Regions from separate parts of the Mus musculus genome. Here regions 1 and 2 are each linked to region 3. A link is a loop called in an ENCODE intact Hi-C map of the cell type or tissue named here. Cell type or tissue: heart. All regions are shown on one strand. Links, peaks and the distances in the headings refer to the core of each region. The heading gives the core; the rest is flanking DNA. Region 1 holds the start of Gm25038 (a small nucleolar RNA gene). Region 2 holds the start of D16Ertd472e (DNA segment, Chr 16, ERATO Doi 472, expressed). Region 3 holds the start of Btg3 (BTG anti-proliferation factor 3).

Region 1 (8,122 bases), core at 1,056-6,055, 51 kb before region 3:
CAAGACTGTAGGAGAGGAGTCCCAGTGAGGTCCTAGAATTTACAAAGTAGCAGAAGCCAGAGGCCTGGTACCAGACCAACAATTCACTGCAATGACCACTTGCAAGCAAAGACATATGGACAAAAAGATACACTGTAGGACACACCATGACACAATATGGCTTCCACAACTGGTTTTTCCCCTCTGTAGTGGGGGAGGTTGCAAGAGTGGAGGGAGGGTACAGGGGTAGAGGGAGATTAGTGGGACTAGAGTGTATGATGTGAAATTCACAAAGAATCAATAAAACGTTTTTTAAAGAATACTTTGAGATTCATAGCTCTATTAAACAGACTATTCAAGAATAGCTCTCTCATGTTCTACTACAACGTACCCTCCTGTTTTTTAACCTTGACTTTATCTGTGTGGCTCTATGAAGGAAGATGACTAGAGATATTTGAGAATTGCTCAGAAAAAAAAATTAAACAAGATGTAGGGCTGGACAGATGGCTCCGCAGTTAAGAGCACAGGCTGCTCTTCCAGAGGACCTAGGTTCAATTCCCAGCATCTACATGACTGTTCACAACATTCTATAACTCCAGTTCCAGGGGATCTGAGACCCTTACAGAGTCCTATATGCAAGTATAACACCAAGGCACATTAAAAAAAAAATCATTTAAAACATTTTCTAAAGATCCTACGATATAGAAAAATAAAGGTTAGGAAACTTTTAATGAGTAAAATAAAAATACGTAAGCAGTAAAACAAATTCACTGATTAGTCTTTCAAGTTTTCCTGCTTGGTGCCGTGATTCCCAACTCCTTGGCATGACTACTTAGACACAGCTACCCTGTTGCCGCCCTGTTACCTGCTGCAGTCGGTGCCCACTGGCTCTTACCAGGTAGGTGCTGGGTTCTTATAGGCACGTTTTAGATAGAGCCATTATTAAAAATAAAATGACGTAAATGTCCCCTGCTGACCTGGCATGGTGCTGCACACGTTTAACCTCAGCACTCAGGAGGCAAATGCTGGCTGAGCTCTGTGAATGAGACGTTAGCCTGGTCCATTCAGTGACTGGCCAGCTATGGCTGCACCCTGCACGGTGAAACCCTGACTCAAAACACCAAATCAACAAAATAATAAACTTCCATCATTTCCCTTCATCCCACTGGAGAAATCCTATCCCCATTGGAGATCCCAAAACATTTGCAAGGAGATGTGATACACCGAATCGGCCACTGCTCCTGTTTCGTGGCCCCTCTCCAGTTCCGTCTTGCCTGCCTATGGGCTCATCAATAAGTTTTCTTATACTTAGCTGCCTCTCTTGCTAGCTGGAGGCTTGGCAGGCGGTAGAGATTCAATAATAATATTGTGAGTGAATGGAGGCTAAAACATTTTCCCTTTTTGATCTCTTTACATCATCCCTCTACCCAGAAGCACTCAATTTTTTCCACGCATCACCCCTTCCTCCACCCCCAAACCTTTATACTCCTAGAAACCTGAGACCTTCCATCCTTTGATCAATCACTATCAGGACAGTTTTGTTTCCCTCCCAAAGAGGCTTTCATTATCCTGGGCTCCTTGCTGGAGAAAGTCTTTGAAATGCAGATAAAAATATAATAACAAGAAGTAGGCTAGGAGAGATGGGTCATTGGGTTATGGCATGAGCTGCCAAGTCTGATGACCTAAGTTCAATCCTGGGACCCAAAAGCAATGCCCAAGGTTGTCCTCTGACCTATACACACATACTGTACACACACACACACACACACACACACATACATACACACCATACACACACACATACACACACACATACAAACACATACGCATACACACACCATATACACACATACACACACACCATATAGACACACATACACACACACCATACACACACATACACACACACACCATATAGGCACACACACATACATACACTGTACACACACATACACACACACATACACACACATACACACACACCATACACACATACATACATACACTGTACACACACATACACACACATAAACACACACACACACTGTACACACATGAAAACACACACATACACCATACACACACACCCATACACACACATGTACACACACATATACAAACACACACACACACATACACACACACACACACACACACATACACGTACACACGCACATACAAACACACACCATACACACACATATAAACACACATACACCATATAGACACACATACACACACACACAGTACACACACACATAAAAACACACACACACACCATACACATACATGGGGTATGTGTGTGCATAAGTGTGTAAACAAAACTTTAAATACGGGTCTAGAGAGATGGCTCAGCGAATAAGTGCTCCGACTGCTCTTCCAGAGGTCCTGAGTTCAGTTCCCAGCAGCCACGTGATGGCTCACAACCATCTGTAGTGGGGTCTGATGCCCTCTTCTGGTGTGTCCGAAGAGAGCAATAGTGGTGTACTCATATGCATTAAATAAATAGATAAATAAATAAATAAATAAATCTTTAAATACAAGAAGTTTAGAAACAGAAAATGGTGCAAACATCCTAGGTCTAGAAATGGAATGAGTTTCAATGGATGAGAGTCTAAGCAGCTGTACAGGGATGTGGTCCAATAGACAAGCCTGCAATGGAAGGTCCCCTGGTTGGAAAACCCACAGCAGGTTCTTTTCCCTTCAAGATAGAAGCAGATATGGGAATAGCTGGCATGCATCATCGTTAAGGAGTTGCTTAATGCAAAACCGGCCAGGAGACTTACCCATTGCCTGCATACACCTAGAAAACACGTTTTCAATACCCTTTAGAACATTCTGGATGATTCATGACATAAATGTACCAAGCACTGGGGAAAACAAAACAAAACAAAGGTTGAAACCCATTCTTTTTGATTTCAGACTATCCAACCTCAGACAGAGAACTACTTGACCTAACTTCTGGTTCCACAAACAGCTTTGGGGAAATAGTTATTGCTTTGCCCCAGTCTTCCTAGAACAAGAACCAAATGTCCCTAAGGGCACCAAATGACACCACCACCCCACTGCCAAGCTGGCGTCAGCCAAGAGATAGGCTATTTGCAGAGCGTGCCCGCCTCTGCCTGTGCGTGGGCAATAAACTACCAGGAAGAAGAGCGCTGCCTGCCTGGAGACAAGGTTGCTAGGTGCCTCTGAAGTAGTGAGGCGGAGAGGTGTGCAGTATTGCCCCCACGCTTCTTATTTTACACAGTGACAGTTGCAGCCTGCAAACAAAGGTGACAGCAGTGGCTACGGTGTTTGGGAATAATGGCCAGCCAAGGGCCCTGTGGGGCCGAGGGAGTGGGGTTGAAGCTTTCATCGGATGGGGCAGAAGAAAGTAATGACATTTGGTTTCACCGTAATTGCTTTAAGCAGCCTGTTTGAGAACTAATTATGAGGTCATCTGGCTCCAGAGAAACCCCACCTCTTCCCTTCTCTTAGAATGCTACTAAAATATCAGCATTGCGTCACCACCCTCTGGCAGCCTTTCTTAAAGAAATCAGCGTGGTCTGTCTCTGAGCGCCCGCTGAGCTCTTCTTAGACCTAGGGATTCACATCTTTCCGTTACAAACCAAACATCCCTGGCGCTCATTCCACCTGGAAACGCAGTGCCGCTCCATTATCATTATCACAGAGACACTGTTGATTTTAAAATACAGGAGTGGTGAGCTACAGAGAAGGAAATGAAGCCTAAATTGTAAGCTTTATGTCGTTATAATACTTCTGTTGTCACAAGACCCATGAGGGGTTCTGGATTTCAGATAAAATGCTTATTGATACTTTGTCTCCTGTCCCTTACCAGACTCTAATGCCCCTAAAGAGACAGATACTTTTGCCCAGCAAGCTGAATGCATACCTTTCAAAGAGAACAGAATTAGTGTTCGCATGTCATCAGGATACGGCTGAGATTCCACGACAATATTTAATCCAAATTTAAAAATCTATAGGAAAATTAGATAAGATACTTGCTTGTGTATGCCTGCAAAGTGCAGGCTCTAGATCAGCTCTGAGAAGGAGGGGAGCTGTCAGATGGTGGTAGGGGGTGCAGGACTTCAGGCCTGGTCCTGAGGTGACACTTAGTATGCAATATAGATTATAGAATATACGATAGTTGCATGAAGGTTCCTTGACCTCTCTACCTGAGATTTAACTAGCCAGTCAGAAGGAAATAGTTCTTCTCTGTGGAGTTCCTGTAAGGATGAGGACCATGCAAATGCTTACGCCGTACTTGATACAAGATAAAGTTTGGCAAGTGTGCTAGATGTCCCTCTGCTCTCAGAGTCTCAGAGTGCCTCTGCACGGAGCACTATGGGGGTGGGGGGGTCGGTGACAAAGAGGTACACTGCGTGACTTTCCTCTTTGAAGCCATCATAGTGTGGTGAAATGGAGGCGGTGAGGAGTATGGGGGGGGGGGGGGTTAGTACTGTCTGAAAGAAGCAGTAATTAAAAACAACCCCACTTAATGAAATCAGAGCTCTCTCTGTGTAACTGCTAGGCGGGGTAGGGATTCGGCAGTTGGGAAAAACAGTGAGACAGAACAATAGTTTAGGCCACTAGAGAGAAAAATAAACACTGATCACAAACGTGAGCTGCCAACTGGGAAGATTTACCCAGAACTCTTACTTAGACTTAGCAGACTCATCCATTGAAAAGAAGCTTGTTGCATTTTACACAGATTTCTGATTGTTCCTAGAGGGATGGATTCTAAAATAATTGGGGGGAGGTTTGCCATAAGTCAGATCTGAGATGTTCCCCCCAAAGATGCACGTGTCAAAGATTTAGTTCACAACTCACTGCTGTTGGGTGAGGTCCGCATCTAATAGGCAGTCCTCTAATCAGTGGGACACAGCGCAGGGGAAGATGGCCCTCACATCTGTCTCTACCTTTCCTTCTGGGCCACAGGAAGTAAGTAGCTTGCTCCCACCATAAATTGACCCTGGCCCAAAGGCCACAAACCAACTGACCATGGGCTGAAGCCTCCAAAACTGAGCCAAAATAAAAAAAAAATGTTCTCTTTCTCAGGTGATGGCCTCGGGTATTTGCCTTAAAAACAGAGACACTGAATGTTATCTATTTACATCAACTTAAAGAAGTCCAGTCCAACAGGGTAACCTCTGAAAGGTCATAGGCATGTGTGTATAGGGGAAGGAGTTAATTATGGCACAAAGAAGACTAACTGGACAGACTTGATTTTTGAAATTCCATTAAACATAATGGAAATTTAGGTAAACAAATCATAACAATAAAAGAAATAAATAATAGGAGAGATAATAGCATGGAAAGACATGAGTGAAAGCATATTTATGTAGCTGTTTGAAGACAGCTACATCCAACATGGTGGTAGAAAAGGTAAGATGACACTAGGGATACCGGAGTCTTGAGAATCGGTGATGCTGGGTACAGCTAGACAGAAAACAAACACAAGGCCAACGAATTAGAACTTCAGGTCCCCTGCCTGTTCTCTAAAATGTAGTCCAGAGGTTTGTTTTGGCGGACAGCAAAAACAGAGGACTCTAAAGAGAGGTGAGCGTGGAAGAGCAAACAGAAAACGACACACTCAAGATGAAACCCATTCTTGCTCCCTTGACTCCCTCGTCCACCTGGCTTCCAGTGTACTGGAAACCAGAGCTGACTTACAGAGAGGAGCTCAAAGCTCTTTCTCCAGTGAACTCACCCCAGTTCAATTAAAGAAATGTCAACATCTTCCCAACAGTCATGGCAAGTAGACTGAGCTTAGTCTTCCTGCAGTGGGCCAAGAAGCCTTCATGTGGTATATGGACTGACCAAGGCTCAGTTTCTTCTTCTATAGGCATGGCAGACTACCCGTCTACTGAACTTCTTCAAAGAATGCCTGTAAAGTAAGTGAAAGTATGAAAGACCATACATGCCAACAATGGTTTGCATGTCTATAATCAGTATTTTATAGAGCGAGGTATAGCTTTTATGCTGTAACTCCAAGTTACCACAGAGATACTTACTTCAGTGTGTCAGAGGAAGTATCAGAGGTCCTTACTACAGCATTATTCACAATAGAAAAGCTGTGGAATCCACTTAGGCATAAACAGAGGAGTGGATAAAGAAAATGTGGTACAGTATACAGTGGACTATTTCAGCCTTAAGGAATAAAACCAAACAAATTGCTGGAAAATGACTGCAGCTGGAGATGATCACATTAAGTGAATTGAGGCAGTCTAAGTGGGACAAAGTTCACGTTTCTGCTCATCTATTGATCGTAAACTTTTCAGATATACATAATATATGCCTGCATAAGGCATGAAAGGAGAAGAGAAACCACCCTGTCTAGGAAACAAAGAGGTGCAATTAAAGAAAAAAAGGAAGGGTGGAAGGGAATATTTTCAATATATGTTATATACTGGAATGAAAATAACCTAATGAAACACAGTATAATCAAAATTTTACAACCCAAAACATACAACAAGAAGACCCAAACACCCATGAGCCAATGAGAAATAAATTATTGTGTCAATAAAGGTGGAACTATATAGTAAGTAATCAAAAAGAACAAGGATATTAAATAAATAATCAACCATAAAAATAATAGGTTTCAGAATACAGTCTAGTGGTAGGCTACTAGGATCGCATGTGTGAAGCCCTTAACACCTGAAGAGATACAGTAATTATTTTTAAGATTTCAAAACATGTGCGATGAAAGAGGTGAGTAGGGGTTACGAGTACTTGCAAAAGACACAAGTTCATCTCCCAGCATTCACATTGGGTGACACAACTGCCAGTAACTGCAGCTCTAGGGGTCTTACACCTGTGGGCACCTGTACTCATGGGCAAAGGCACAAATATACACATACAATTTAAAATAAGATAAATATTTAAGATTTCAAAAAGTAAGAAAAGACTTTAAAATATAATTAACTGCACACATTAAAAATTAAAGAGCAGGGCTGGAGAGATGGCTCAGCAGTTGTTGGGAGCACACATTGCTCTTACTGAGGTCCTGAGTTCCAGTCCTACCACCCATCTGGTGACTTACAACCACGCATGACTCCAATACTCTCCTCTGAGCTCCTCAGGCACCAGGCACACAGATGGTTCACAAATACATGTGAGCAAAATGCTCTCACATAAAATAAAAACGAATAAGACTTTAAAAACTCTTAAATGTGAATATAAAAATAAAATTACAAAAAAAAATAAAAATAAAAAGGTCTTTTCACTGAGCCCCTTTCTGTCAACCGGTGGCAGATTATGGATTCGCACAAGAGGAGAGAGGTCACAGAGCTAGCACTTATCTTCTGTTTTTGCAGAGGTATATTTGGTTGTTGTGTGAGACACTCTGAGACACTGGGTCCTTTCTTGACCTAAAGAGTACTGTCTGTGTAGTCACTCTATGTGGGTGACTGGTGCTTATTGTGTCACTTTAAAATGTGCTTACTTAATTTAAAATGGGTGGGAAATTAATAAAAAAATTTAAAAAAAAAAAGAAAAACAAAAAGATACAGAAGTAGAAAAGGTGGGGATGTAAATCAGAAGACTAGACGATAAATTCACATGCTGACCAATCAAATAACAAGACCAATGAGGGAAAATGATTTAAGAAACATTACAAGTAAAATTTCCAGAGCTAAATAACCAAGATTGAAGGAGTTCAGGGTTCCTGGATGATGACTCACAATGAAAGACATAAAATCACAGTCCTGTCACACTGGGACATGCACAGGCTTGGAGAGGGTGGACGTTACGGCTGCAGATAGACATCACAACAATGTTTTAAAGCTTCTAAAAGGAAAGTGTTTCCTAATGTCTAAAGCTTTCCTAGATGTCTATCTTGGGGCATTAACATGAAGAACTAAGGACATTTTCATCACTCACAGCACTGAACATTTTATGACCTTTTCAGGCATCTAAAGAAGTAGCAAAATAAGTTTTTTAACTAAAAAAATATATTGTGAGAGCCTCGTGACACAGAGAGAGATGAAAAGGTCCACATACCATGTCCAAAAGCAAACTCACGATGACAACTCTGGAGAAGAGAGTCTCAGGTCAGACTTTCCACACTAAAGGCATTTATCCTTTCTTCTTAGGAGCCTGAAATGGCAGATTGCATGTTTGGCCACATGTATTAAGAAGA
Region 2 (8,122 bases), core at 1,029-6,028, 200 kb before region 3:
TTGGCTAAACATAGTTCCTCACAGACTAGGCCTGAGATCTCTACGCTTGCTGTTTCCTGGGGTTGGTGAGTTATATCTCTAGGATTCTCCCAGTTGGTTTGGCATAATCTTCTGAAGCGTTTCTGACATTAAAGATTCTGCTTCTAATGGTTTCTATGATTAGAGTCACATATTACTGTGCCTTACTGTACCGAAGGCTCCAAATACAGTGTTTTCCCATTAGTATCTCTCAAATAAACTGAAAGGTCGACTGAATTCTCTCAACATTTCCTTAAGAATGGCTAGATCTTCTGCTTCTCTTTGTGTGGAGATGTCTTTATTTTCAGAGCTACACTGGGTAAACAGAAATTTAGGAGTCCAGCTCTGTTTCCACCTGTGAAAGTCTTTATTCCAGGTTTTTCGGGTTTGTATGATTTCTAATAAGAAAACTGTAGCAGTTTCTCAACTCCTCTTTAAATGCATCTCTCTTCTCGGTCTACTTGATGGTTTTTCTCTTTTCCTTGTTGTTTTTCTTTTCATTATGTGTTCGTTGGGACTCTTTTGTCTAGCTTCAGGTTTGTTGAGCTTCTGAGATATGGCTGATACTTTTCATCAACTCTAGCTTGTCCCCCTCCCCCCACTGCCCTTCTCCTCCCTGCCGCCCCCAGTACTGCAGTCATACATGTGTGTTAGGTTGGGTGCTGTTATATCTGAGATCACTAGCACTCTGGGTTTTGTTCCTCTGTGTCTTCTCTCTGCATTCCTTTTCTTTCTGAACCCAGGTCTTTTCTTCTACAGGATCTGATTGGCTTTGAAAGCTGCCCAGTGACTCTTTCCTTTCAGAGATATTCTTTGCAACAACAGGAGCCCGCCCCCGCTGCTCCCCCTTTCATTTTCAAATAAAACTAGTTGTATTTGTGATTTCTGTACCACAGTAACACAAGCACCAGACTGAAACAACTTAGGTTTATTTGGTCTCAGGACTTCAGAAGGATTTCAGCTCATCCCACATCCCACGGCAGGGAAGGCATGGGAGGTGGTGCAGCTCTTGGAAGCTGATGTGAACTAAATGGCAGTGGATGTGTACATATGGGGAGAGTAGGAAACAGAGTCTTCAGTGCTGGGCCAGCACTAAAGACCAGGCTAATAATATTCAGACTTCCTCCCAGTGATCCACTTCTACTAGCTGGGTTCTGCCTCCAGAAATTTTCGTGGTCCCTAAAACAGTACCAACCGCTAGGATACACAAGCCTTCAGATCATGAACCTATGGGGACTGCGTCTTAGATTTAAGCCATAGCGGGTATCAATTCACTAAGAGTATATCAACGATTCTCAGTGTCTAAAGTTGCATAAGCACTGAGGGAACACATTTGGCAATTTCCTTTTTAAACTGAATGGGAATTTGAGTTAGTGGTGTGGTACTTGTGCAACTCACATGGATTTGATCCTCACATTCACACGTACCCTGACACAAAATAAGCAAATGTTCACCATATCATCTAGCAATTCTGCCCTAGTTATTTACCCAAGAGAATAGAGAGACAGATAACATAGAGCCACCGATCTTGAAAGCTTATCGGTTATGAGAACTGATGAATTATGATGTAACTCATCAGTGCCTCAAAAAAGCAGCCAATGTCCATGTTGATGGAGTGAAAGTACAAGAGTCAGTAACACTGACTTCATGCGGCCTCGCTACAAGTGCAGGATTTCCGGTCCTACCCCAAATTCCCTAAATATGTACCTACATCCGAAAACAGCACTCAGATCTGTGGACCTGCAATGGCTTCAAGGTGTGGGTAAAGAGCTTTCTATGTAAGTATGAGGACCAGAGTTCAGTTGCCCAGATCCAAGTGTAATGGCTACTCTTGGTTGTCAACTTGACTATACCTGGAATGAACTACAATCTAGAATTGGACAGCTTACCTGTGATCCAGATCTTGAGGCTGGAAGACACAAGCTTCTGACTTGGATCTTGGCATGGTGATCTTAAGGCATAGCGGCCATGAAAAATTTAGGCCCAGCCAAGGTAGTACTGGCCTTTAATCCCAGGAGATTAAGGCAAAGAGATCTCTTAGTTCAAAGTCATCCTGGGACAAAACAAGTCCCAGACTCAGTTGTGCCAGCACACACCTTTAATCTGGGCCACACCTTCTGCTGGAGACCTACATAAGGACTTTGGAAGAAGGAAGAATCATTCTTCTTTGCCTGCTTGCACTTACTTGCCAGCACATCTGTTGAAACCTACTTCTACAGAAGGCAAGCTGAAACAACTAGCCTTGTGGGACCGAACAAATACTAGATTCCTGGACTTCCCATTCACAGCTGACCATTGTTGGGTTAGTTGGACTACAGACTGTAAGTCATCACAATATATACATTCCATAAGTTCTGTCACTCTAGAGAACCCTGACTAACACACCAGGAGAAAACAAACAAACTTAACACATTTACTGCAACATGGGAGCTGGAGACAGGGAGATCATGAGAAGCCCACTGGCCCACTAGCCTACACTACACACCTATGAACAGCAATGAGGCCCTTTCTCAAACAAGATTTAAAAAAAAAAAATGAGGACAGACATCTGAAGTTGTCCTCTGAGCTCCACACACATGCCAGGATATGATCATGCACACATCATACACACCACATATACAAACATACACATACAAATATAAACTTTGTAAAAATCACTTTAATTAAATAAATGAGTAGAATCCAAAATGCAAGATATTTAACACACCCCAAATTTTAATATGCATAGGGGGCAGGGACCTATAAAATATTCATTATTATTATTAATGGGGGGGCGTGTCCTGGTGACTGTGGGACACTCTTGGAGGACAGCTTTGTGGAGTTAGTACTTCCGTTCCACTGGGAATGGAGCTCAGGTTGCCAGGTTTGCCATAGCAAACACTCCCCCTCCCCCATCCCACCTCATGCCACCCCCGCTGAGGCACCTCAGGTCCATGGATCTGGGGGTCTTTTTCAGAGCAAGGTATTGATTTCTGGATTCTGCATTTGTAAAAACGCCACATGGGGTCTTTGAGTCATCCACCACACTTCGGTAGCATGGGCACAGATGACTTTTTTGAGTCCTTGATTAGTGGCTTTACCTCCGCAGCCTTGAGTTCAAGCTCCAGTTTTTGTTTCTAAGAAACTGCGATAAAGGGTTAGTCACCACTAAACTGCAAGAGCCGAGTTTCCTGTTTCTCTTCTGTGGACTGTTGAGAAAGACTAGCATAGCAAACGTAACTGAAAGTATTGCGTAGACTTGTGGCCTAGGCAAGGCTTAAGGAGTCAAGCAGATGATGAAAGTACATTTACATACTAAAAAAAAAAAAAGTTTAGGAAAGGGGTAGACTTAAAAACAAGAGGCGGAGCCTCGGGAATGTTTTCCGTGGATGTGCATGGGAGGTACCACATCGTGATACATAATTCGAAGAAAAGATGCTCTGCTTCTAGAATTATACCTAAATCGGGATATCTGAATTATCAACTTTTATCTCATTCAGAAAGTCAACCAACATGAAACAGGAGTTCAAGGATAATACTTGGTTCAGGCTCCTGGTTTTGAAGCAATACACTCCCCACGCGTGTGTGCCTTTCTCCTCCTCCACCCCTCAGGCTTAGCCGTGGGCCCATTCCTGCAATCCGCAAGTGGCTGGAGTTTTCAGGGGCTGCAGGGAGGCGGGCCGGACGGGTCCATGTGCGCCACGCGGAGGGGAGCGAGATGCTCTCCGCGGAGGCGCAAGAGGATGCGCACGGGGGCGCGGGGCGGCGCGGGGCGGGCGGAGGGCGGCTACACTCCCTGCGCTAGGGTGGCCACGTGGGGCCCTGGGGCTGTGGGCTGGCCCGGCCGCTCTCCCCGTGGGCGGCTCGGGGTGGCGCAGGCGGCCCGGGCGGGGCGGAGCGCGCTGCTGTCTGCGCTGCGGCGCCGGCGGAAACAATAGTGCGGATCGGATCGTGGCGCGCGGACGGTGGCCCGCGGAGCCGGACGGTAGAGGTCCTTCTCTGAGCCGCTCTGGTGCTCAGGACCAGTGCCGGGACGGACGGACAGACGAGACGGATCCCACGCCGTGCCGGACGCCCACGATCCTCGAGTGGCGTCCCCGGGACCCTCCGGTCCGTGGCTGAAGAGTCTCCGACGTGAGCCGATCCTTCCCGGGTGTCCCAGTCCCCACGTGCGTCTTGCCGCGGCGGAGCCGGGGAGCCGGGTAACCGAGTTAGCGGGACGCCTCCAGACGCTCACCCAGAAGTTGGCAAAGCCGCGTCCCAGCGGCTCCTTCTGGCCACAGCGACCGACCCGAAGTTGGTTGACAGGCCGGGTGTCTGCCGGCGCGACCCGGGAGGCGGGTGTCTCCTGTGGGCAGCCCTTTTGCTTTTTCGCAGTAAAACTGTGATACTGTAACTCCAGGTATGGCGATGCTTGCCTGACAGGGCTGTTGCAAACGCCTCCTTTTTCGGTTTTTGGGGGGGTTTTTGGTCGGTTACTGCAGGCCATAAGCAAGTTTTTGCCGTTGTGTAACTTGCTCCTTTCTCTTTCCTCATAGGGGCACTATGAACGAAGAGGAGCAGTTTGTAAGCATTGACTTGAATGATGACAACATTTGCAGTGTTTGTAAACTGGGAACAGACAAAGACACGCTCTCCTTCTGCCACATTTGCTTCGAGCTAAATCTCGAGGGTAAGGATTCTGCGGTTTTAACTGCGTGCCGCGTACTACTTTGTGCAACTTAGGCTGAGATGTTTGGAGGTAACACTGCAACTGCTTGAAAGCCTAGAGATTGTCCTAAGTGAAGATCTGCTAAGGGTTTCTGGAAATGAAGCCAGAGTTAACAATAGTTATGAGTCGAGGGAAATGTTTGTCTTTATAACAGAATGTTAAGCTCCTTTTAACTAATATGAAATGAAGTGCAGGTATTGTCTGATAAACATTTAAGAATCAACATGACCGTACACGTGGGCAGATATAATTTTACTCCTTTCTGCCAAACTTAGTCTCTATTTTTCCCATCATGTGGTGAATTTTAACTAACTTTTATTTTTTTAAGTTGTTTATATCAGATTTTAAATAACTTCCTTTAATATTAATAATCTTTTTAAAAAAGGACTTTTCAATTCTTTCGATGCCAGTACCATTGTGAGAATGTGTAAAAGAAATGCTTGAGAAATTAAACCTTTTGCTGAAGGTTGTGTTGGGTACACAGATAACTGGGTCCTAGATGTTTCCAGGAAACATGGGCTGTGAGCTTTCTATTTGCACTGTCACAGTGAAACCCCAAGTCTTTTGGGGTATCTATGAGTCACACTGAAGAAGAATCTTAAAATTTCCCCCAAAATAAAAATTTGTGTATAACTTGAATTTTGAGGTTCTAATGTGTCTGTCAGTAGAGAAAGATCTTACTAGATACTAAATATTTTGAAATACCTAGATGCTTAAGGGCTTGGTTTCAAAACAACATTTCATTTTGTCTTTAAAGACTTTCATGATTTTTTTTTTGTCTTATTAAGAGGGACAATGTATCCTTATTGCTAAGCACACTCCTGTACTGAGATCATAGACTTTGCCATTCCTGTTAGGACTTGTTACTCAGAAGTGTTGTAGCTTCCAAATGGTGTCTGTCTTGGCGCATCATGGAGTTTCTGTGGGCTAAGTAGTATGCTTGTTACTCTGGCTTTAGTAAATTGTAGTGATTACACCTAGTTTTAAAAGCGTGACTTAGAAATGACGATTTTTTTTTATGTGTGTGTGGAGTTTATATTTATGTTCTCTGTGCCCCAGTGAGAGGGCACACTTCTGCTCTTTGGAAACAGTTTTTTTTCCTGTGTGTTCTCACACCTCCTGGAAGTTTACATTTTAGAAGGGCAGAGACATCAGACAGGATCAACTTGCAATCTCTGTGTTGTCTGGAAGAAACTGAGGCCTGGTGGGTGGGTGGGCTGCTCCAGGTTGCTGGAGTGGCGTCAGCAAGCTGTTCTTCTGTGCCAGGCAAATGTTTGCTGGGAGCACATCTGTGCCAAGCCTGGCCCTAAGCGTCTTACTGGATTATCTTCATTCAAAATAGCTCTGGGATGCCTGCTATGATTACTTGTTTGAATGTGATGGAATGGAACATGAGAGACCTAAGGAGTGCAGTTTGAAGGCACATCGCTAGTAATTGGTAGTCCCAGGCTTCGAAGCCCGGCCATCTAGTTCTTGTGGCTGTGACCTCAGTCCCACTCATCTACTGTCAATAGGTAGTGAACTGTGGGATAGATGCTGGAAATCCTTCCTCCCGAATCCTAATTGGTTTTTGATTCAGCCAGCTTTCCCTAATTGGTGCTTCCTGATACGTAAATCATCATGCCATATAACACTTTACTGCAGAGACCTCAGTTTTCATAATTGCTTTCCTGGCCCTTCTGAAGCTGCCTTTTAACTAACTGTGAGCATTGTAGCTCTTGATGTGTAAACATGACCCCGGTGCTATGTTTTTTGAAATAATACTTGTCTATTAGTCTAAAAGACAAAAAAAAAAAAACGGTTCTCAATCCGGATTAGAACTGTTTTATCCTCTGTGTTAAAGGTGAAGTTCAAAAACCGCCTCGGTTTGTCTTGATTGTCAGTTCCTTGTGCTCACAAATGGATTTCCATTGTTACTGCGCTGATGAGCTATTTGTTATGCACATTAGTTTAATATTGTCCTACTGCTGTGGGAAGATCAAGAAAGATTTCCACCAAAGTCAGTTTTTATAGCAGTACCCACCCAAGTCGTGTTTTTAAAAAAAATCAGTGGAGGGCTGGCAAGATGGCAGGATGCAGGGAAAGACACTCGATGCCCAGCTTCAGGAGCTGAGTTTAATTCCTGGATCTCACAGGGTGGAAGGGAAGAGCCAGGTCCCTCAAGTCACCCTCTGACCTCCGTGTGTGAGTTGTGGCACTCACCACACACACCACACACACACCACACACACCACACACACACACAACACACAACACACACCACACACACACATTTCACACGTTTTTAAAACCAGTGGGAAAAGGTGAAGACGGGGTATATTCTTCACCTTTGTCAGTGACTTGAGTTATTGTAGTCTCCTTTCTATAACTGGGATGTAAGAGGGACCTTTGAAGGGGACATTTACAGGTTTAGTATAGTTTTGTCTGGATTGTGGTGATGTTGCTGTTAACTAAGAGACTTTACATTTTCCTCTCAAACATTTTTTTTTTTCTGCAAAGAGCCCACGTGAAATGCAGTGTCTGGAGGACCACCACAGCTGGGCTAGGTTTTAGTTCACACATTTGAAATAAAACGCCATTATATACACTTCAGAGTGTTTACATGAAACAGCACTAGCCTCCTAATAATGAGCCTCTTGTTGAAGAGCCATGTGCTCGTGTGTACTTCTGCAACAAAGACAAAGGATGAAAGGGGATTGGCCTCACACAGGCTGCTCTTACTGGAGGGACTCTGTATTCTAGGCATGGCTCTGAGTTGTCTTTTTGCTGTGGTTTCACACTATTTAGAAGGAGGGTGGGTAGTGACTAACTTTCATGTTCCCAAAGCGTGGTCCTGTTCTTCAAAAACCTAAAAATGTCTTTCAAGGGACATTAGCTGCTCCCAGGGGTAACTTTCGAGCCCATAACTCACCTTCAGGATAATCTATGCACTTGGGAGCTAAGGAGATGGGCGCACAAGCAGAGGGCTAGGCTCGGATCTAGTCATAAGGCACTCCAAGATTTGGCATAGTGTTAGTGATCAAGTACACGGAGAGGCATCTAGTTTGTTGCAGTAGCTTCTCTAACCTACGTAATAACCAAATTGCTTCTAGTCCCTAAACAGAAGCCAGGTCTTAGGGGCCTGCAATGAAAAAACCGTAATGTACAGAAGGCAGTAACAGTCCAGGGAGTGGATCCCCGAAGGCAGGAGCTACTCTGCTTCCCAGATAAGTAACGTAAGCTTTCTTACAGTGATAGATACAACTGTAGATAACTAAACCAGTTTGGTTTCCATCTAAGCTGGCTTTGCTAGCTGACAAGCAAGCATGTGTCTGGCTTCTCTGCGTAGTCTTTCGTCTGTTCTCCCTAATCTCTTGTTCTTTCATGAAAACTGAAGTAAATTAGGTTCCTGAATCTTTCTAGCAGGAAAAAAAA
Region 3 (8,122 bases), core at 1,588-6,587:
CTGGGAACATCCCAGATGTCCCTCAACAGAAGAATGAATTTTTCTTTTTTAAGAAAAGTGGTACATTTACACAGCTATTAAAAATAATGAACTCATGAAGTTCTTATGCAAATGCATGGAACTAGAAAAATATTATCCTGAGTGAGATAACAAAGACCCAAAAGGACATACATGGTATGTATGCAGTGATAAGTGGATATTAGCCCAAAAGCCCAGAATACGCACAATACAGCTCACCAATCATATGAAGCTTAACAAGAAGGAAGGCCAAAGTATGGATGCTTCAATCCCACTTAGAAAGGGGATCAAAATAATCACAGGAAGCAGAGGGAGGGCACTGGGTGGGAGAGGGAAGGGAGGGAAAAGAGGAGGGGCAAGCCCAGGTATGGGAAGAGACAGGAGAGAAGTCCAGAGGTACAGGAGAATTCATAGAAATAAGTAGCAGGGGTGGGGTGGGGGTGGGGAAAACGGAGGTGGGAGGAACCACTAGAAAGTTTCAGAGCCAGGGATGTGGGAAGCTCCCAGGACCCAGTGGTCGAAATGCCCAACAGTGGGGACATAGAACCTGAAGAGACCACCTCTAGTAGATAGACATGGCTCCAGTGAAGGGATGGGGCCACCCACCCATCTCAAAACTTTTAACCCATAATTGTTCCTGTCTAAAGGAAACCCAGGGACAAAAAATGGAGCAGAGACCAAAGGAAAGGCCTCCAGAGACCGCCCCACCTTAGAATCCATTCCATCCACAGACACCAAACTCCATCACTATTGCTAATGTCAAAAAGTGCTTGCATACAGGAGCCTGTTTCCTGATAGATTCTACTAGCATCCGACTAAGACATATGTAGATCCTCACAGCCGACCACTGTAATGAGCCCAGGGACCCCAATGGAAGAGTTAGGAGAACCAAAGGAGCTGAAAGGGGACTGCAACCCCATAGGAAGAACAACAGTGTCAACCAAGCAGCCCCCCCACCCCCCCCCCCCCCCCGAGCTCCCAGGAACTAAACCACTAACCAAAGAATACACACAGAGGGACTCATGGCTCCAGCTGTATATGCAACAGAGGATGGCCTTATCGGGCATCGATGGGAGGAGAGGCCCTTGGTCCTGTAGAGGTTTGTTGCCCCATCTAAGAGGGATGCTGGAGGGGTTAGCCAGGAGTGGATGGGTGGGCAGGGGAGCACCCTCTTAGAGGCAAAGAGGAGGGAGAATAGGGAAGGGGTTTGAGGAGGGAAGAATGGGAAGGGGGACAACAGGTGAAATGCAAATAAAATAATTAATAAAAAAATAAATAAAAATGTGCCTTAAGGCCTTAAAATAGAAATCTTAGATATAAATTTCAGACTCAAATGCTAATTTCAATTATTGATGACTTCCAGAATGATGATGGCCTTATAGATCTTGAGATTTCCATGTGCCATAACCACTCACACCAATTCTTAAAGCTCCTCTCTCCCCTCTTTCTTTATATGTATGTATGCATGCATGATATGTACCTGTAGGCTAAACTCACTGAGAGAACTCAGACTCTGTCATGAATTGGAAAATAGGTGAGTCCTGTTGAAGAAGCCAAAGAACTACCTCTCCTGTCAGAAAGGGAAAATTGCTCTTAACCACGGAGCCATCTTGACAGCCTCCATGGACAAGTTTTGCAAAGCGTGAAAGGAGTTACAATGTGGGAGCAAAGTAAATGAGAGAGGGCAGAGGTGTTTCAGATTTGTGCAGTCTTACTGAATGTGTGAGATTTCAGGGGTTTTCACCTTTGGTTTAGTTTTTTTAGCTATGGTACTGTTGTCTGAACCACAGTGTTATATATAACCATAGATTAATAATGATTAATTATTATCACAGGGATCCTAACTGGGCATGCGAGCCATCTTAATTCACTGAGCCATCACAGTGTGGTGGCAGCACACGCTTTTAATCCCAGCATTGAGAAGCAGAGGCAGGCAGATCTCAATGAGTTTCGAAGCCAGACTGATCTACAGAGTGAATTCCAGCACAGCCAGGGCTACACAGAGAAACCCTATCTCAAAAAAAGCAAACAAAGAAAAAAATTACATAGAACATTAGTCATGAGATTTTGAAATTTCCTGGCAGTTAAAAATGTTTGTAACTACCTATTTTGTGAAACTGTAGAGTTAAGAGCTGTTAGCAGTAAAACAACGTCAATGTGATTATTTGTTTTAAACGAAAGCACATCTCCGGGAATAGTCCCACGGATGTATATGACAGCACCCCCTTTAAATTGAGAAATAGCTTTAGTTTCACAATAGTAGAAGTGCTTCTCACAAAATAGAGGCATAGCACACTAGTTTTATAATGGTTTGAGGGTTTTATACTTCTGGTAAAAAATTATTATTTTTGAGGCTCACAAGGCTATAATCACCAACATAGTCTAAATAAAGCTTTAACAATTAGTTCTTGGAATGAATTTATGAAATTCCTAGGCAAATGGATGGACCTGGAGGGCATCATCCTGAGTGAGGTAACCCAATCACAAAAGAACTCACATGATATGTACTCACTGATAAGTGGATATTAGCCCAGAAACTTAGAATACCCAAGATACAAGATACAATTTGCAAAACACATGAAACTCAAGAAGAACGAAGACGAAAGTGTGGACACTTTGCTCTTTCTTAGAATTGGGACCAAAACACCCATGGAAGGAGTTACAGAGACAAAGTTTGGAGCTGAGACGAAAGGATGGACCATCTAGAGACTGCCATACCCGGGGATCCATCCCATAATCAGCCTCCAAACGCAGACACCATTGCATACACTAGGAAGATGTTGCTGAAAGGACCCTGATATAGCTGTCTCTTGCGAGGCTATGCCCCGGCCTAGCAAACACAGAAGTGGAGGCTCACAGTCAGCTATTGGATGGATCACAGGGCTCCCAATGGAGGAGCTAGAGAAAGTACCCAAGGAGCTAAAGGGATCTGCAACCCTATAGGTGGAACAATATGAACTAACCAGGAGCCCCCCACCCCCCACCCCTCAGCTGGTCTCTAGCTGCATATGTAGCAGAAGATGACCTAGTCGGCCATCACTGGAAAGAGAAAGAGTCTTGCAAACTTTATATGCCTCTGTACAGGGGAACACCAGGGCCAAGAAGTGGGAGTGGGGGGAGGGAGGGTTTGGGGGACTTATGGGGTAGCATTGGAAATGTAAATGAAGAAAATAAGTAATGAAAAAAAAAACAATGGTAATCTGCATTTTTAAATTCTCTTTTAATGAGTGTCTTGTGTTTTTCCGGCCTGTCTGACTTATCAGCTGCTTTCACAACACTAACACCTAGCTGCCAGTTCAGCCTAAGGGACGGAAAGATGGGCCTTTCTTCGGAAAGTTTATCTTCCCTCTTCTTATGTGTTTAGTCAAGGCTTAAAAGCTACCCCTCCCCCCCAAGTCCTTGAGTTAGAAGTATCTGAGAAATACAAAGCCTGGCCACTCCACTCATCCATTGGGCCATCAGTGCTGGCAGAGACACCCCGTACTCAACAGGAGGCTGCCACGGTCACATGGAGGCACGAGCTCTGCCAGCCAAGTGTCCAGGTAAGAGTTTTACCCAAGCCATCTCACGTACAGGGAGGCAGCTAGTGACCTCACGACCGGAGGGACTTGGCAAGCCCTCAGTGCCAAGCTCCCCTCCGCAGCCGCTTCGTGCAGAGGTGGGTAGGAGGGGGAGAGCCCATCAAAGCAGAATCCGGATTGAACTTGCCCTCAGGCAGCAGAGAGGCGGGCGGATCCAAGGGAGAGAGCCCCGCGTGGGGAGGAGTGGCCGAAGAGCCAAGAGGAAGCGTCCTGCCCACCCCACTGAGGGAGGCAAGGCCCTCGGGGCTCGCGCAGGAGGCACTGCGACCTCGTGCCAGCACGGCCGTCGGAGCCCAGGCTCTGCGCGCGGCCGGAGGCAGGAGCCGGCCACGCGCACCGGTGGAGGGGGGCGGGCCCGAGGGAAGCCCCGCCCCCAGGGCGCGCGGATTGGTTCTTCGCGGCGCCGGGCCTCTCCTAGTCATCGCCCCTCCCTTCTTCCGGGCCTCGAGCCCCCCGTGGGCCGCGTCGGGACTGCGTTCGCCCTGTCGGCCGCGCGCTCCGCCGCCCGCCAGTCTGGTCGGCGCGCGCTCAGCGGCGGCGGCGGCGGCCCGACGACGCAGCAGCGGCGCTCGCGCTCGGCTCCCCGGCCACGGGACGCGGTCGCACCCGGCGAGGGTGCAGCCCCCGGAGCGGCGGCGGCGGCGGTGAGGAGAGCCCGCCGGGGGTCGGAGTCGGGGACGCGGTGGCAGTGAGGAGGGCAGGCCTGGCATAAGGGGACGCGGCGGGGACCCCCGGGCATCGCGGCGGAGGGAGGTTGGGACGCGCCCGCCGCCACGTCGAAAGCGGAGCGGCCGAGGGATGCGCGGCGCGGAGGGGAGCGGCGGCGGGTCCTCGGTGGGGTTGGGACGCCTCCTCCGGCGCGTGCCACGTCGCCTGCCGCCCCCGGGGAGGCGACAGCGGGCGGGCAGGGGCAAGCCGGTTTGTTTGCACAGGTTAGACGCGGCGCGCAGGCCGTCCACTCGGAGCGCGTGGGGGGCTCTCTCCACCCGCGCCGGGCTGGGAGGGGAGCCCGATCCGGCTGCATCTGGATCCCGCTGGCCAAAGCCGCCCGGGGCGGTCAGGGCCTCTCGGCGCGACCACGCTTGCCGTCCCCTCCACCTCGGCAGCGTCCACCTGGAGAAGTTGTGGTTTCTAGAAACTGCGAGTGGCTTTTTCGTTACTGGGGAGGGGTTGGGGGGGGTGGGGGGTGGGGAGACTGCAAAGTTAGAAACTCCTAGAAGGCCGAGCTCGTGGAACAAAGTAGAACTTGAGGAGCAGCCGCCGCGGTGACGACGTCCTGGGGTGACGTCACCAAGCGGTGTTTAAAATGGGAGCTTTGGGGGACAGTGTGGGTGGCACTAGGCGCCTAAGGTCTAATCCCCCACCCCCGGTCCCCGGTGGTATTCACACCCCCCACACACCCTCCCCCGAGGTTTAGACCTTTCTCTGTGCCTTTGGTACTTCTGGAACACTGATAAGAGGGGGTTAATTCTTAAGCTATTCCATTCCTTCAAACAGAAAAATAAATAAGTCCGTATGACTCATCTTCTGTTACAAACCAAAAAGCAACCGCTAAGTGGTTCTTTCCTTCCTTAATTTTATTTTATTTATTTATTTTTTTTAATATGAAGTTGAGGAAACAAAAAGCAAATCCCCCAAACTGTTAGGTAGCACGTACTGGCCCAGTTGGTGAATGAGAGGGGTCTAGGAATCATTACATTTCTCTAGTGTGAGTCTTCTATCTTGTTTGGAGTGGAGCGTATGCGGCTCCATCTGCGACATCCTCGCCCAAGTTGTGTATTCAGTTTCAGTGGGTTTTGCTGGTCCATCACAAGGTGCTATACATGAAGTATAAAGGAAGCTTCGGAGAGCGGAAGAGGCCTCACACTGCAGGAGGAGGGAGGTGGCACAGCAGTTGTAGTAGACTGAAGTTCTATGTGCCCACCACTGGTGTGTGAGGATTCTATCTACCGGCTGACCATAGCAGTAGAGGGTGTATTAGGCATTCTAAGCATCCAAGAGGAACGTTTGGGTGTTTTCCGTCTAGGATCCGAGTGAGTAGGGCTGCCAGGACAAATCTCAGATACTATATAGAATTTCCTTCACTCTGAGGACCCTCGTTTGCATTTGCACGCAGAGTAAAAATCACATTAGACAAGAAACTTAAGAGAGCAGTTTTAGTAAATCTTTAAAAACCGGTGTTTCTTTTTTCTCTTTCATCTTTTTTTTTTTTTTTTTAATTTATAAGACCAGACTGCCAGACTGTTGTTAAGCTAGTTCACTGTATAGTCAATACATTAGGGCCCGACATTGGCGCCCAGAAAGATGACGTTACTTAGTAAATGTTGGATCAGAATATCTCCAAGTTCCATTCAGCCAAGTGAATGAGCTCATCTCAAAGCATACATATATACACACACACACATATTCAAAAGAACGCCTGATCAGCCTTTCTGGATTAATCAATGATCAATCAGATTTTCTATTTTTAAGAGTCCTTTGATGCAGCTCCAGAATGTAACTGATTATTTCATTTAATTTTTCTGTGAGTGATCCTGAATTGATGCTCTGCTTAATGCACTTTAATGCTCACTATTTCTTGTTTTAGCTCTTTAGGAAAATATACCTATACCTGAAAGAATATGTATAAAAAGCTTCAATGCTGAAAAACTTTCAATGTGTAACAATTTTATTCAAGAGTAATAGTTTTATCTCAGCAGAAAAAGAACCTTGGACTCCCTAGACTCTTGTCTCCTGCTCCTCTGCTCCTCCTGCCTGTAGGCCACCCAGTCTATTTTCTGCCTGTATAGACTCCCCTGCTCTGGACAGTTGTATATATGGCGGAAATTTTAGTGTGGTATTGTTTGTTACCTCTGCTTGCTGTGTTATAGCACGTGTTAGTGCTTCGTTTATTGTAATTACCAGTTCTGTTGTACGTGTAAGCCATACTTTATGTGTCCAGTCAGCATTTGGGGGATATTTGGAGTATTTCTACTTTGTCATGAATAATGTTGACAAGGACCTACCTTCCTTCCTTCCTTCCTTCCTTCCTTCCTTCCTTCCTTCCCTCCTTCCCTCCTTCCCTCCTTCCCTCCTTCCCTCCCTCCCTCTTTCTTTCTTTCTTGAACATATATTTTAGAATTCCTGGGCTCATAGCTGATAGAATTACTGGAAATGTCATTGCTGTTTAACCTTTTTTTTGGGGGGGGGGACGACTCCAAAACGGAGCTACGGTACCTGATTTATTTTTTACTTTATATGCGTATGAGTGCTTTGCCTGCATGGATGTACGGCTACCACGTGTGTGCCTGGTGCCCTCAAAGGCAGAAGGGAGCCCTCTGAAACTAGAGTTGCAGGTGCTTCTTAACTGTCGAGTGCTTTGGGGGAAGTAAACCCGACTCCTCTGCAGGAGGAGGACATGGAGCCTGCTCTTCAGCCCCTAGTGCTGGACTCTTCTCTTTTAAATTTCAGGTCCTTTCCCAGAACTTTACATTTTACTTAGAATTTGATTCATGTAGTGTAATATTTACTAATATTCTTTGATATTGGTTTCTGAATTTATTTCAGTTGTCAGAAGCAATATGCTGTGTTCTTCACTGAACTACTTAAAACCAAGTAGTAAGAACCCCAGGAGTATTTCCTAATAGGTCCCTGAGGACTACAAACCATTAGTAATGATTACTGGCAAGAAAAGACCAGGCAAATTGAAAGGGAACGCTGTATAGGGGCATATTTTACAGAAATTTATTTCTCTGTGTGTGTGTGTGTGTGTGTGTGTGTAGTTGCTGTTGTTGTTTGGATTAATTTGTGTTTTGTTTCTAAGAAAACATTTATCTTTACAGGGAAAAATGAAGAACGAAATTGCGGCTGTTGTCTTCTTTTTCACAAGGCTAGTTCGAAAGCATGACAAGTTGAAAAAAGAAGCAGTTGAGAGGTTTGCTGAGAAATTAACTCAAATACTTCAAGAGAAATATAAAAATCACTGGTATCCAGAAAAACCATCCAAAGGTCAGGCCTACAGGTAAGGTGTTCGGAGAAGGTTGGATTGGACTAAATGAAGATCAGTTTGTGTAATGACTACAAGGCCAGAGGGCTGGAGGGTATTTAGAAATCGCCTACTAGGATTTTATCTGAAAAACACAAAACGCTGGGCTGTCATGGTATTTTGTTCTTGCTCATTTTAAAGTATGCATATTTGTTGATGGAATTCCACGGTTTAGCCTTGGGAGGCCAGAGCTGTGGTCACCAGTTAGGTCCTTGTGAGGAGTTTGGCTCCTGCTTGAGTAGACTTTTGCTATTATCATGAGTGCCTAGGGCTCTTCACAAATCTAGAGGACCTTAATCTCTCAGAAATGAGCGTGGCGATTAGAGTTGAGAGAAAGTAGTTTGTTTTTGTATCTAAAGGTAATGTATAGGCTGTACTTTTTAGTATTATTATTGTGATTATTATTTTATTTTATTTTTTGAAGAGGGCACTGATGACACAGGCCTTAATCCCAGCACTCAGGAGACAGGCAGGCAGGATCTCTGAGTTTGAGACTGGA

The links. Hi-C counts contacts between places; a loop is a spot of excess contacts. Peaks named below come from ENCODE experiments on the same cell type or tissue, not always from the same donor. Only the 100,000 strongest peaks of a DNase experiment are listed, where the experiment ranks them.
Region 1: a loop joins it to region 3, with 4 times the contacts of the local background. A loop is called at or near these places in 10 of 42 quality-filtered maps.
Region 2: it touches region 3 in a loop (3.0-fold over the local background); 11 of 42 quality-filtered maps call a loop at or near these places.

Annotation. Positions count from the first base shown.
Region 1 is chr16:78,422,936-78,431,057 of GRCm38, reverse strand. Gm25038 (a small nucleolar RNA gene) reads left to right here and starts at 7,199; the gene lies at 7,199-7,328. In heart, for the core only: no CTCF peak of the experiment used is centred there; a DNase peak (open chromatin) is centred at 3,087; H3K4me3 peaks cover 462 bases.
Region 2 is chr16:78,572,468-78,580,589 of GRCm38, reverse strand. D16Ertd472e (DNA segment, Chr 16, ERATO Doi 472, expressed) reads left to right here and starts at 3,902. Exons shown (of 5, transcript NM_001252439.1): 1 at 3,902-4,166; 2 at 4,536-4,669. The coding sequence starts at 4,543. In heart, for the core only: a CTCF peak has its summit at 3,891; DNase peaks (open chromatin) are centred at 2,999, 3,109 and 3,829; H3K4me3 peaks cover 2,768 bases; H3K27ac peaks cover 1,638 bases.
Region 3 is chr16:78,372,722-78,380,843 of GRCm38, reverse strand. Btg3 (BTG anti-proliferation factor 3) reads left to right here and starts at 4,034. Exons shown (of 5, transcript NM_009770.3): 1 at 4,034-4,243; 2 at 7,421-7,599. The coding sequence starts at 7,427. In heart, for the core only: no CTCF peak of the experiment used is centred there; DNase peaks (open chromatin) are centred at 3,953, 4,733 and 4,883; H3K4me3 peaks cover 2,525 bases; H3K27ac peaks cover 2,329 bases.